Regions from separate parts of the Homo sapiens genome. Here region 2 is linked to region 1. A link is a loop called in an ENCODE intact Hi-C map of the cell type or tissue named here. Cell type or tissue: ascending aorta. All regions are shown on one strand. Links, peaks and the distances in the headings refer to the core of each region. The heading gives the core; the rest is flanking DNA.

Region 1 (5,376 bases), core at 189-5,188:
GTCGTCCCACTCTGGAGTACAGTGGGGTGATCATAGTTCGCTGCAGCCTCGACTTCCTGGGCTCAAGCAGTCCTCTCATCTCAGCCTCCCTAGTAGCTGGGACTACAGGCACATGCCACCACACCCAGCTAACTTTTTAATTTTTGTAGACGGGGGTGGGCGGGGGAGTGTGGTCTCAGTATGTTGCCCAGGCTGGTCTCGAACTCCGGAGCTCAAGTGACCCTCCTGCCTCCCCAAGTGCTGGGATTATAGGCGTGAACCACTGCACCCAGCCAATAGATGGGTTTCAAGATATATAGGGGAGAGAGAAACTACAGGACTCAGTGATGGGTTAAACTCAAAGGATAAAGTTAAAAGAGAAACCAAATAAGCTTCAGGTTTCTGGCTTGAACAATTAATGGGATTGTGCTGTCATTTTCTGCGACAGGAAGGTTTGTGGGAGGCATGGATGTGGATCAAAACAGGAATCCAACTTTAAGTCACCATGATTGTGTTTAGGCCCTTAATAGAAAGTTTCTACTAAAAATTACTCATGACTCATTCTTTGCTCTTTAAAAAGCAGTCTGTGGAAGGAGAAATACTATAAAGGTGACTGGGCCAATTGAAAAAAAAATTGGAATACAAATGGTAGATTAAACTATTGCGTCAATGTTAAATTTAGTGAAGTCCATACTGTACAATTTTTTTTTAAATCCCTATGACTGGGAAATACATGTTGAAGTATTTAGGAGATAAAGGGCCATAATATGCATATAAACATATATATACCTATTCATATATACATATATATGAAAGAGAGCAAATGGTAAGAAAATGGCAAAAAACATTAACAAGTAAATCTGGATAAAGAGTATTTAGATATTTTTTGTACTAATCTTGGTCTTGCAACATTTCTCTGAGTATAAAATTATTACCAAAAAAACCCAAAACTTTTTTTAAGACAGTCCCAGATTTCTCTTATTCATGCCAAATAATTCAAATTCCTTTAAACTCACCTCATATGTATCTCCCTCCTCAACCTACTCCATCATGTCTCATCCATTACACAGAGTAGTGGCCCCATCAGGGAGACAAGGAACATACACAACATACTCTATATAAATAAATGGCATAAGAAGTGAGGATTCTCCCTCGCCCTCGCCCTCGCCCTTGCCCTCTCCCTCTTCCTCTCCCCACGGTCTCCCTCTCCCTCTCTTTCCATGGTCTCCCTCTCCCTCTCTTTCCACGGTCTCCCTCTGATGCCGAGCCGAAGCTGGACTGTGCTGCCACCATCTCTGCTCACTGCAACCTCCCTGCCTGATTCTCCTGCCTCAGCCTGCCGAGTGCCTGCGATTGCAGGCGCGTGCCGCCACGCCTGACTGGTTTTCGTATTTTTTGGTGGAGACGGGGTTTCGCTGTGTTGGCCGGGCGGGTCTCCAGCTCCTAACCGCGAGTGATCCGCCAGCCTCGGCCTCCCGAGGTGCTGGGATTGCAGACGGAGTCTCCTTCACTCAATGCTCAATGTTGCCCAGGCTGGAGTGCAGTGGCGTGATCTCGGCTCTCTACAACCTCCACCTCCCAGCCGCCTGCCTTGGCCTCCCAAAGTGCCGAGATTGCAGCCTCTGCCCGGCCGCCACCCCATCTGGGAAGTGACGAGCGTCTCTGCCTGGCCGCCCATCGTTTGGGATACAAGGAGCCCCTCTGCCCGGCTGCCCAGTCTGGGAAGTGAGGAGTGCCTCTTCCCGGCCGCCATCCCACCTAGGAAGTGAGGAGCGTCTCTGCCCGGCCACCCATCATCTGAGATGTGGGGAGCACCTCTGCCCCGCCGCCCCGTCTGGGATGTGAGGAGCGCCTCTGCCCAGCCACGACCCCGTCTGGGAGGTGAGGAGCGTCTCTGTCCAGCCGCCCCGTCTGAGAAGGAGCCCCTCCGCCCGGCAGCCGCCCCGTCTGAGAAGTGAGGAGCCCCTCCGCCCAGCAGCCGCCCCGTCTGAGAAGTGAGGAGCCCCTCCGCCCGGCAGCCGCCCGTCTGGGAAGTCAGGAGCGTCTCCGCCCAGCAGCCACCCCATCCGGGAGGGAGGTGAGGGTCAGCCCCCGCCAGGCCAGCCGCCCCGTCCGCGAGGGAGGTGGGAGGCAGCCCCCGCCCGGCCAGCCGCCCCGTCCGGGAGGGAGGTGGGGGGTCAGCCCCCACCCGGCCAGCCACCCAGTCCGGGAGGGAGGTGGGGGGTCAGCCCCCGCCCGGCCAGCCGACCCGTCCGGGAGGGAGGTGGGGGGTCAGCACCCCCCCTCCCCGGCCAGCCGCCCCGTCCGGGAGGTGGGGGGGCACCTCTGCCCGGCCGCCCCTTCTGGGAAGTGAGGAGCCCCTGTGCCTGGCCACCACCCCGTCTAGGAGGTGTACCCAACAGCTCATTGAGAACAGGCCATGATGACGATGGTTTTGTCAAATAGAAAAGGGGGAAAGGTGGGGAAAAGTTAGAGAAATCAGATTGTTGCTGTGTCTGTGTGGAAGGAAGTAGACATGGGAGACTTCATTTTGTTCTGTACTAAGAAAAATTATTCTGCCTTGGGATGCTGTTGATCTATGACCTTACCCGCAACCATGTGCCCTCTGAAACATGTGCTGTGTCCACTCAGGGTTAAATGGATTAAGGGCGGTGCAAGATGTGCTTTGTTAAACAGATGCTTGAAGGCAGCATGCTCGCTAAGAGTCATCACCACTCCCTAATCTCAAGTACCCAGGGACACAAACACTGCGGAAGGCCACAGGGTCCTCTGCCTAGGAAAACCAGAGACCTTTGTTCACTTGTTTATCTGCTGACCTTCCCTCCACTATTGTCCTATGACCCTGCCAAATCCCCCTCTGCGAGAAACACCCAAGAATGATCAATAAAATAAACAAATAAATAAATAAATATATATATATATATAAAAAAAAAGAAATGAGGATTGCCAAGAGGCTTCTTGCAATCTTCCATCTCCCATGAAGTAGCATGTGCTCTCTGAAATGTACTATGTCCTGATCTGTAACAGATGGCTGGATGATAGACTCCTTTCAGTTCTGGATCTACTCTTCTCATGTAATATATAGCAATAAATCTACCAAATTAGCATGATCATGTGATATCTGCAGATTAGATGTTCCTCCTACATATGCCCATGGTTTAGCTGGGTATCCCTAGGTATAGCAATTATTACACTATTTTATTTTTAAAATCATGTTTTCCTGTGTTCTACTTTCTCCACTAGACTGAGACCTCCTTGAAGACAAGCAGCACAAAATATTTAGTTTTTTTTTTTTTAATTCCTAAAGATTATTCTAATACATGGCTGGGTGCGGTGGCTCACGCCTGTAATCCCAGCACTTTGGGAGGCCAAGGTAGGCGGATCACCTGAGGTCGGGAATTCAAGACCAGCCTGACCAACATAGAGAAACCCCGTCTCTACTAAAAGTACAAAATTAGCCAGGCGAGGTGGTGCATGCCTGTAATCCCAGCTACTCGGGAGGCTGAGGCAGAAGAATCGCTTGAACCCGGGAGGCAGAGGTTGCGGTGAGCCGAGATTGCGCCACTGCACTCTAGCCTGGGCAACAAGAGTGAAACTCCGTCTCAAAAAAGATTATTCTAATACATAAAAAGACACTTAATAAAAGCTATTGGGTGAAGAAATAAATATCACTGAAAAATCTTTCTTATGATTGCAGCTCTACTAAACATTACTTTTTTTGCCCTTGGATACAGCAGTATGTAGAAAGTCTTACTCTAATTCAATAGCAAAGGAGACATAACTTCTAGGGGTTGCTGACAAACAAGTGAAAATGCCTATGACCTTATACACAATCCCAAAATCTTGTTTACTTCAATAATTATCATTATAATTTTATAAAATATGATTAATAAAAAGTAAAATATCTTGGGCCTGAGTCTCAACCACACCTTAAAATTAAAGTACATTATATTTAACCCACAGTTCAATTGGTCAATACAACGTAAGGAACACTTCAGTGACAAGAAAACATGTCATAATCTAGACCTTTGTTCTCTATTATAAAATAATCTAAGTAAAATTATGTAAGGTAAGAACATTCAACTGAGTAAACAAATTAAAATCTAATCATTTTACTGGGAAAGGGCAGTTTTTCAAATGCCACAACGAAACTTGCCAAATAGAAGAGTACTCAACAAGAATGTACATAAAGTACTCCAAAAACAAAACTGTGTAAATAGACATGTATCTTTATCCAAAATGATTAGATGGTAACATTCAAAATGTCCCAGTACCAAATGTCAAAATACTAAATGCTTTTAAAGTATGTTTCTGAGTTGTATTAAGAGGAGGAAAATACAATGTTTCTTACTCAGCTAGGTATCCTGTCCATATTCTTGCTGTCAATTCTCCTAGTTCCCTTAAGATCTCCCCAACTCATGGAATATAATGCACGTGATAATTTGCAATAGTTCTCAAACCCGTCCTGTCCTCTCCTCATTTCTTAATCTAGAATCTTACTAGCTAGTATTCTAGCACAGGCCTACTTAATTTTCCGCCTTCAGTTTCTTCCCCTTCAATCCATTTTTTACACTTTTCCTGAGATTAGTATTCAAAATTCTAATTCCGATCATATCACTCTTCAATTTTAAAATCCTTCAATAACTCTCTGAAGTACAAATACCTAAAAACAGCAGCTGATATTTATTAAGTACTTGTGTGCCAGGTACAAATGTTACCTAATTTAAACCTCACAATCCTACAGTGTAGATATTTTTATTATTCTCATTTTGCACATTTAAGGAAATTGAAACTTAGGGAAATCACATATAGACACATAGCTAGTGAGTGCGTGCAGCTAAAATTACCCAAGCCTTCGAATTGCGGCTTTGGTATTCCTTTACAGCTGCTCCCTCTCACCACTAACCAACAAACCCTGCCTTCCAACCACACCAAACCACCTCAAGATCTGTAATCATAAGATGCTCTTTCAGGACTCCTTACCAAAGTGCACACTACTCCCTTGACTCAAAATGCCACTTGTCCACCGTGGGAATTCTCTCCAAAGCATTCTTCCTTTCTTTCCCACCTTCCCTAGGGAAAATCCTCTGGACAGAATAACATAAGCCAAAATGATACATACATCCCACTATCAACTTCAAAATGCTATAATACAGAGTACTCAAATAGATTTTCCAAGGTAATGTCCATGTGACAATCTAATGCCAGCCTCATAAACCCCTAAATTCATCAGAGGTAAATAAAGATCAACAATAAAGAAACATATATTCAAAAGATAACATTAAAAAAGAAAAAAATAAAGCAACAGCAAAAACTAACAAAAAAAAAACCTTTAATACTTTTGTAAAATATTCACAAAATATAAATTCAGATATTTTGAAATATGTGCAAAATACA
Region 2 (5,376 bases), core at 193-5,192, 51 kb after region 1:
CAAGAATCGCTTGAACCCAGGAGGCAGAGGTTGCAGTGAGCAGAGATTGCGCCATTGCACTCCAGCCTGGCAACAGAGCGAGACTCCGTCTCAAGAAAAACAAACAAACAAACAAGACAAAGGGACGGCAATGGGTTGATGGGCCCCTCACAGAGGGTGTAACTGAGGACACATCCCAGGTCCAGCCTTGCTGTGGTGATGCATCGTTCTTTAAACCTCCATTCCGTTTTGGGCAACAGAAGCCCCCCGTCTGAACAACAGGATCTCCTGCCCCACTCCCATCCCTTTCTATGACTCCAGTGTCTTCCCTTAGTCTGATTCTTTCATCCTGAGCAGTCCCCAGGCTTCAGCAGATGGTCAGGAAGCCCCCCATTGAAGACGTTCCCTGTGCATCCTGGGATGGGAGGGACTTCGGTGCTCAGATACCAGGGGTCCAGGTTGACACTACCACTGGGTCAGCTTTTCTTGTCAACTTCCCTCCCAGTGTGACCCTTGGGCTCTTCTGCCTCCTTAAATTATGCACCTGTTACATCAAGCATCGCCACCCACATCTCCCAAGGACAAACACTAGTACCAACTGTCAGGGACCATGCCCAAACCCACAATGAGGAAGGAGCCCTTTCCTTAACATCCTCATAATTAGGAGCACGCCTCCCTTTTTCCTGGGAGTCAGTACACCACATTGTTATGCTGCGCCTGTGTCCTGTTTGGCTTGCTTCCTGCCTTTTGGGGCCAGCCTGAAAAATAAAAAAGCCACATTATGCTTCAAAGGAGGCTCCCTTGGTTACCCTGAGAGGGGCTGTGAAATGGCCTTTCCAAAAAGACCTTCATTTAGTTTTTAGCCAAGAGTCTTTGTTCTCCCAAGTCCTTCTGAAGGAAAGGGAGATAATAGCCAAGGATGTGTTACATGTTTCGTATTTTACATATATTGGTGGAAAACAGGCTGGAAGAAAATATACCGGTATTTTAGCCGTTGTTATCTCTGGATATGAATGTAGAAGTGATACTTTTTCTTTTTCATACTTTTCTGCATTTTTCTTTCTTTTTTTATTCGTTTTGGTTATTTTCTTTTTTCCCTTTCTCTCTTTCCTTCCTTCCCTCCCTTCCTTTCCTTCCCTCCCTTCCCTTCCCTTCCCTTCCCTTCCCTTCCCTTGCCTGCCTGCCTGCCTGCTTGCCTTCCTTCCTTCCTTCCTTCCTTCCTTCCTTCCTTCCTTCCTTTCTTTCTTTCTTTCTTTCTTTCTTTCTTTCTTTCTTTCTTTCTTTCTTTCTTTCTTTCTTTCTTTCTTTCCTTTTTAGACAGAGTCTTGTTCTGTCACCCAGGCTGGAGTGCAGTGACACGATCTTGGCTAATTGCAATCTCTGTCACCTGGGTTCAAGCAATTCTCCTGCCTCAGCCACCCAAGTAGCTGGAATTATAGGCATGCACCACTAAGTCCAGCTAGTTTTTGTATTTTTAGTAGAGATGGGGTTTTGCCATTTTAGCGAGGCTGGTCTTGAACTCCTGGCCTAAAGTGATTTGATCACCTTGGCCTCCCAAAGTGCTGGGATTACAGGCATGAGCCACTGCGTTTGGCCCACTTTCTGCATTTTTCTAATTGCAGAAACTATATCTAATTTTTGAAACTATGTTCACCATCTGGCCAGGCACCATGGCTCACACCTGTAATTTCAGCACTTTGGGAGGCAAAGGCGGGCAGATCACTTGAGGTCAGGAGTTCAAGACCAGACTGGCCAATGTGGTGAAAACTCATCTCTACTAAAAATACAAAAAAATTAGCCAGGCATGGTGGTGCATGCCTGTAGTCCCAGCTACTCGGCAGGCTGAGGCAGGAGAATCGTTTGAACACAGGAGGTGGAGGAGATTGAGCCACTGCATTTCAGCCTGGGCGACAGAGGGAGACTGAAAAAAAAAAAAAAAGAAAAGAAAAGAAAGAGAGAAAGAGAAACTATATCCCCATGAAATGCTATTTAACAAATGTTTAAAACTATTTAAATATATATAACATAGCAGGAGTAAAAGAGGTCATTTTGAGTTTGAACTGGAGTCGGATCTATGTGGACACATCTGCCACTGGTGTGCTGGGAGCAGAGGCCTCCTTTGTGAGGATGGGCACCCCAGAATGTCAGAGATGGTTAGTCACAGCTGTTTCCCTAGCACCAGCAGTAGGCACTCAAAATATGTTTTTAAAACACATTAGTGAGTGAATGACGGGGGAGGAATTCCTGTAGGTTGAGCCTGATCCAGTCAGGAACTTGGTTGGCACCAGGGAGGCAGCCAGACTAGGCGTCCCTCAGCTTTGTCTCTCAGCCCAGCCTTTAATGTCCTGGGAGAACAGGATGTTGTAAGTAAAGACGGAAAGGCCGTCATTATAACAACAAACAATCTTGCTTTAGAGCTGCACGAAGAAAATGCATCACAGAAGGCAGGGAAAGTATATTCACTGCCCTGCTTCTCTGTAGGCCACCCACATTCTTTGGCAAAGGGGACTTCTCTGTGAAACAGAGATGAAGCCCATTCCCTGGAACTAAGGTGCTTGGTGAAGCAACAGTAGCAGCCAGCAGCTTAAACCTGGTTTTAAGCACGCTGGAGGCGGCTTCGACTTTGTTTTCACCATGTAGGCTACTGTTACAAAACTTCATTAGAGAACAAGACACGCTTAAATTTTTCTACTTGTGGGGAGGGTAGTGGCAGTTTCTGTTTGTGTTTCCTCCCACCCCCACTTGGTCAAGCCTAAAGCTTATTCTTGAGCATCAGGAAGCAGAAGCACAATGGGAAGTGGGACTTTCCACTACAATCATCCTTGAGTATGAGGTCTGGGGGCTAATCCTTTCTTGTTCACATGTACAGATTAACAATGCAATGCCCATATGGGTGTTCACAGCATTTTTGCCAAACCCCCAGGCTCTCTGGGACAGAGACCTTACTATTTGGTTCAGGTGACTACTTTCTTCACTCCTCGGTGATGTACCTGCATGAAATGTCCCCAGTCATCATTGCTCGGCAGTCAGAAACTGAGGAAGGTGGATGTTCTCAGTCCAGTGGGTCTCTGGACATCAGTTGTCCACTTGAGGTACAGGAACAAATCTCTTTTTTTGTTTGTTTGTTTTAATTTTTTTGTTTTTTGTTTTTTGTTGCTCTTGTTGCCCAGGCTGGAGTGCAGAGACACAATCTTGGCTCACTGCAACCCCCGCCTCCCAGGTTCAAGCGATTCTCCTGCCTCAGCCTCCTGAGTAGCTGGGATTAGAGTTGCCCGCCACCACACCTGGCTAATTTTTGTATTATTAGTAGAGATGGGGGTTTGCCATGTTGGCCAGGCTGGTCTCGAACTTCTGAGCTGGTGATCCACCCACCTTGGCCTCCCAAAGTTCTAGGATTACAGGTATGAGCCACCACACCCGGCCCAGGAACAAATCTTTCTTACTTCATTTTTATCTCTAGGTTATGGAAAGGGGTGATGGGGGTGGGGGAGGATCCTCTGCATTGTCTTCCCTAAAAAATAGGATCAACTGGGGAGACTTGTGAGCATCCCTTGGAAGCAAAGATGGACTGAACATACCTGTCTAGGTGTCCACATACTCTCTTCAGACCCTGTGAAGGCTAATTTTTCTTGTCAACTTGGCTAGGCGATTGGGGCCAGTTGTTTGGTCAACTAGTCTGGATGTTGTTAGGAAGGCATTTTGTAGATGTGATTAACATTTACAATTGGCAGACTTTAAGTAAAGCAGATTACCCTCCATGATGTGGGTGGGCCTCATCCAATCAGATGAAGGCCTTAGGAGCAAAAGCTGAGGTGTCAGGGGAAGAAGGCATTCTGCCTCAAAACTGACATAGAAATCCTGTCTAGATTTCCAGCCCACTGGTCTGCCCTGCAGACTTTGGGCCCAAGATTACAATTTCAACTCTTGTCTGAATTTCTATCCAAAGGGCCTGCCCTAGATTTCAGACTTGCCAGCATCCACAATTGCATGACTCAATCCCTTAAAATAAATCTCAATCTTTCTCTTTCTTATTGTTTCTGTTTCTCTGAAGAACCCTGACTGAAACTGACAAAGCCTCTCTCATTGACCACACTCTGAGCCCTCTTCTCAACTAGGCCTCCTCCATGGCCTGCTGAGCCCAGTTTTAGCAAAAATTCTGCTGAGGCAGTTTATTGGGAATCCCCCCTGCCCTTGATATCTAATCAGGTCTCTCTCCCCTATCCCAAGTTCCCCATAGTAATTCTCTGTCCTCTGCCTCACTGGGCCCACTGGCTCTAAAGCCCCACTTGTCCCTGTTTGTATTTGAAGTTGAGTTCCATCTCTCTCCCTGTCCCCTTCTGTTTGGGCTGCTATAACAAAATATCATCAACCAGAAGGCTTATAAACAACAGAAATTTATCTCTCACAGTTCAGAAGGCTCAGAAGTCCATGGTCAGGACATCAGCAGATTCAGTGTCTGGTAAGGGCCAATTTTCTGGTTCGTGGATGATGCTTCCTGGCTGTGTCCTCATATGATGGAAAAGGTGAGGGGTCTCTCCCAATGCCTCTTTTAGAAGGGCACTGATCTCGTTCATGAGGGCTCTGGCCTATGACATAATCATCCCTTAAAGTGCCCACCTCCTAATTCCTTCATCTTGGAAGTGAAGTTTCAACTTATGAATTTGAGGGAGACACAAACATTGAGACCATAGCACTTACCTATTGCAATGCTCTTAAATAAACTGTCTTGCCATTTTTAACAAGTGTTTGGTGAATAATTTCTCTTTAATAATACAGACCCTATACCTAATGCCAGTAACTATAAGGACTTTATAATACTCCAGAGTCAGACTCAATTTCTCATCTGGCTGCTGCCTCCTGTGTTCCCACAGCAATCTGAAGTACTGAAGTCAAAAACAGCACATGGGCCTTGCAGCATCTGGGGTGCAGCAAGCAGGGTGAAGGGGGAGACTGCCTTAGAATGGAGGGTGGCAGCTCCAAGGAATGGGAAAGCTTCTCAATCCCTTTGGTCTAAGTGGGAAAACAAAAGAGCTGGCAGCAATCTGGGGTGAGTTAGGGCCCAGGAGCTAAAAAGCAGGCCGGTTTCATGATAACGAGCTTCTTTTTTGTGTAGGATGACTGTAGCAAGTTTATCTGCAAGACCCACAGGGACCTCAGCAATGACACATTGTGGGATAGATTGGGAAGCCAGATTAGGTAATCACAGAGCTGGAGCACCTCTCTAAGAACCAGCTGGGGCTCTGCAGGGGTGTGACAAGTGCTCATCCGGATGAGGGACTCACAGAGACAACTGGCACATTAAACAGATTGCACTGTCATCTTCCTGACAGCACGCCCACAAAGGACCATGCTCAGCTGTCATCTTCAAGTGTGGGAGCAGCTTCCCTCCAAGCCCTG

What was found. Peaks named below come from ENCODE experiments on the same cell type or tissue, not always from the same donor. Only the 100,000 strongest peaks of a DNase experiment are listed, where the experiment ranks them.
Region 2: it touches region 1 in a loop (3-fold over the local background); 5 of 110 quality-filtered maps call a loop at or near these places.

The regions. Positions count from the first base shown.
Region 1 is chr10:84,344,289-84,349,664 of GRCh38, reverse strand. The region is part of intron 1 of CCSER2 (coiled-coil serine rich protein 2); the gene reads right to left. Among named protein-coding and RNA genes, the nearest start is that of CCSER2, 18 kb to the right of the region's middle. In ascending aorta, for the core only: no CTCF peak of the experiment used is centred there; no DNase peak of the experiment used is centred there; H3K27ac peaks cover 1,697 bases.
Region 2 is chr10:84,293,639-84,299,014 of GRCh38, reverse strand. LINC00858 (long intergenic non-protein coding RNA 858) reads right to left here. Exons shown (of 6, transcript NR_038220.1): 6 at 4,356-5,376. Among named protein-coding and RNA genes, the nearest start is that of LINC00858, 16 kb to the right of the region's middle. RefSeq lists enhancers at 640-1,140, 3,882-4,121. In ascending aorta, for the core only: no CTCF peak of the experiment used is centred there; a DNase peak (open chromatin) is centred at 2,254; H3K27ac peaks cover 3,123 bases.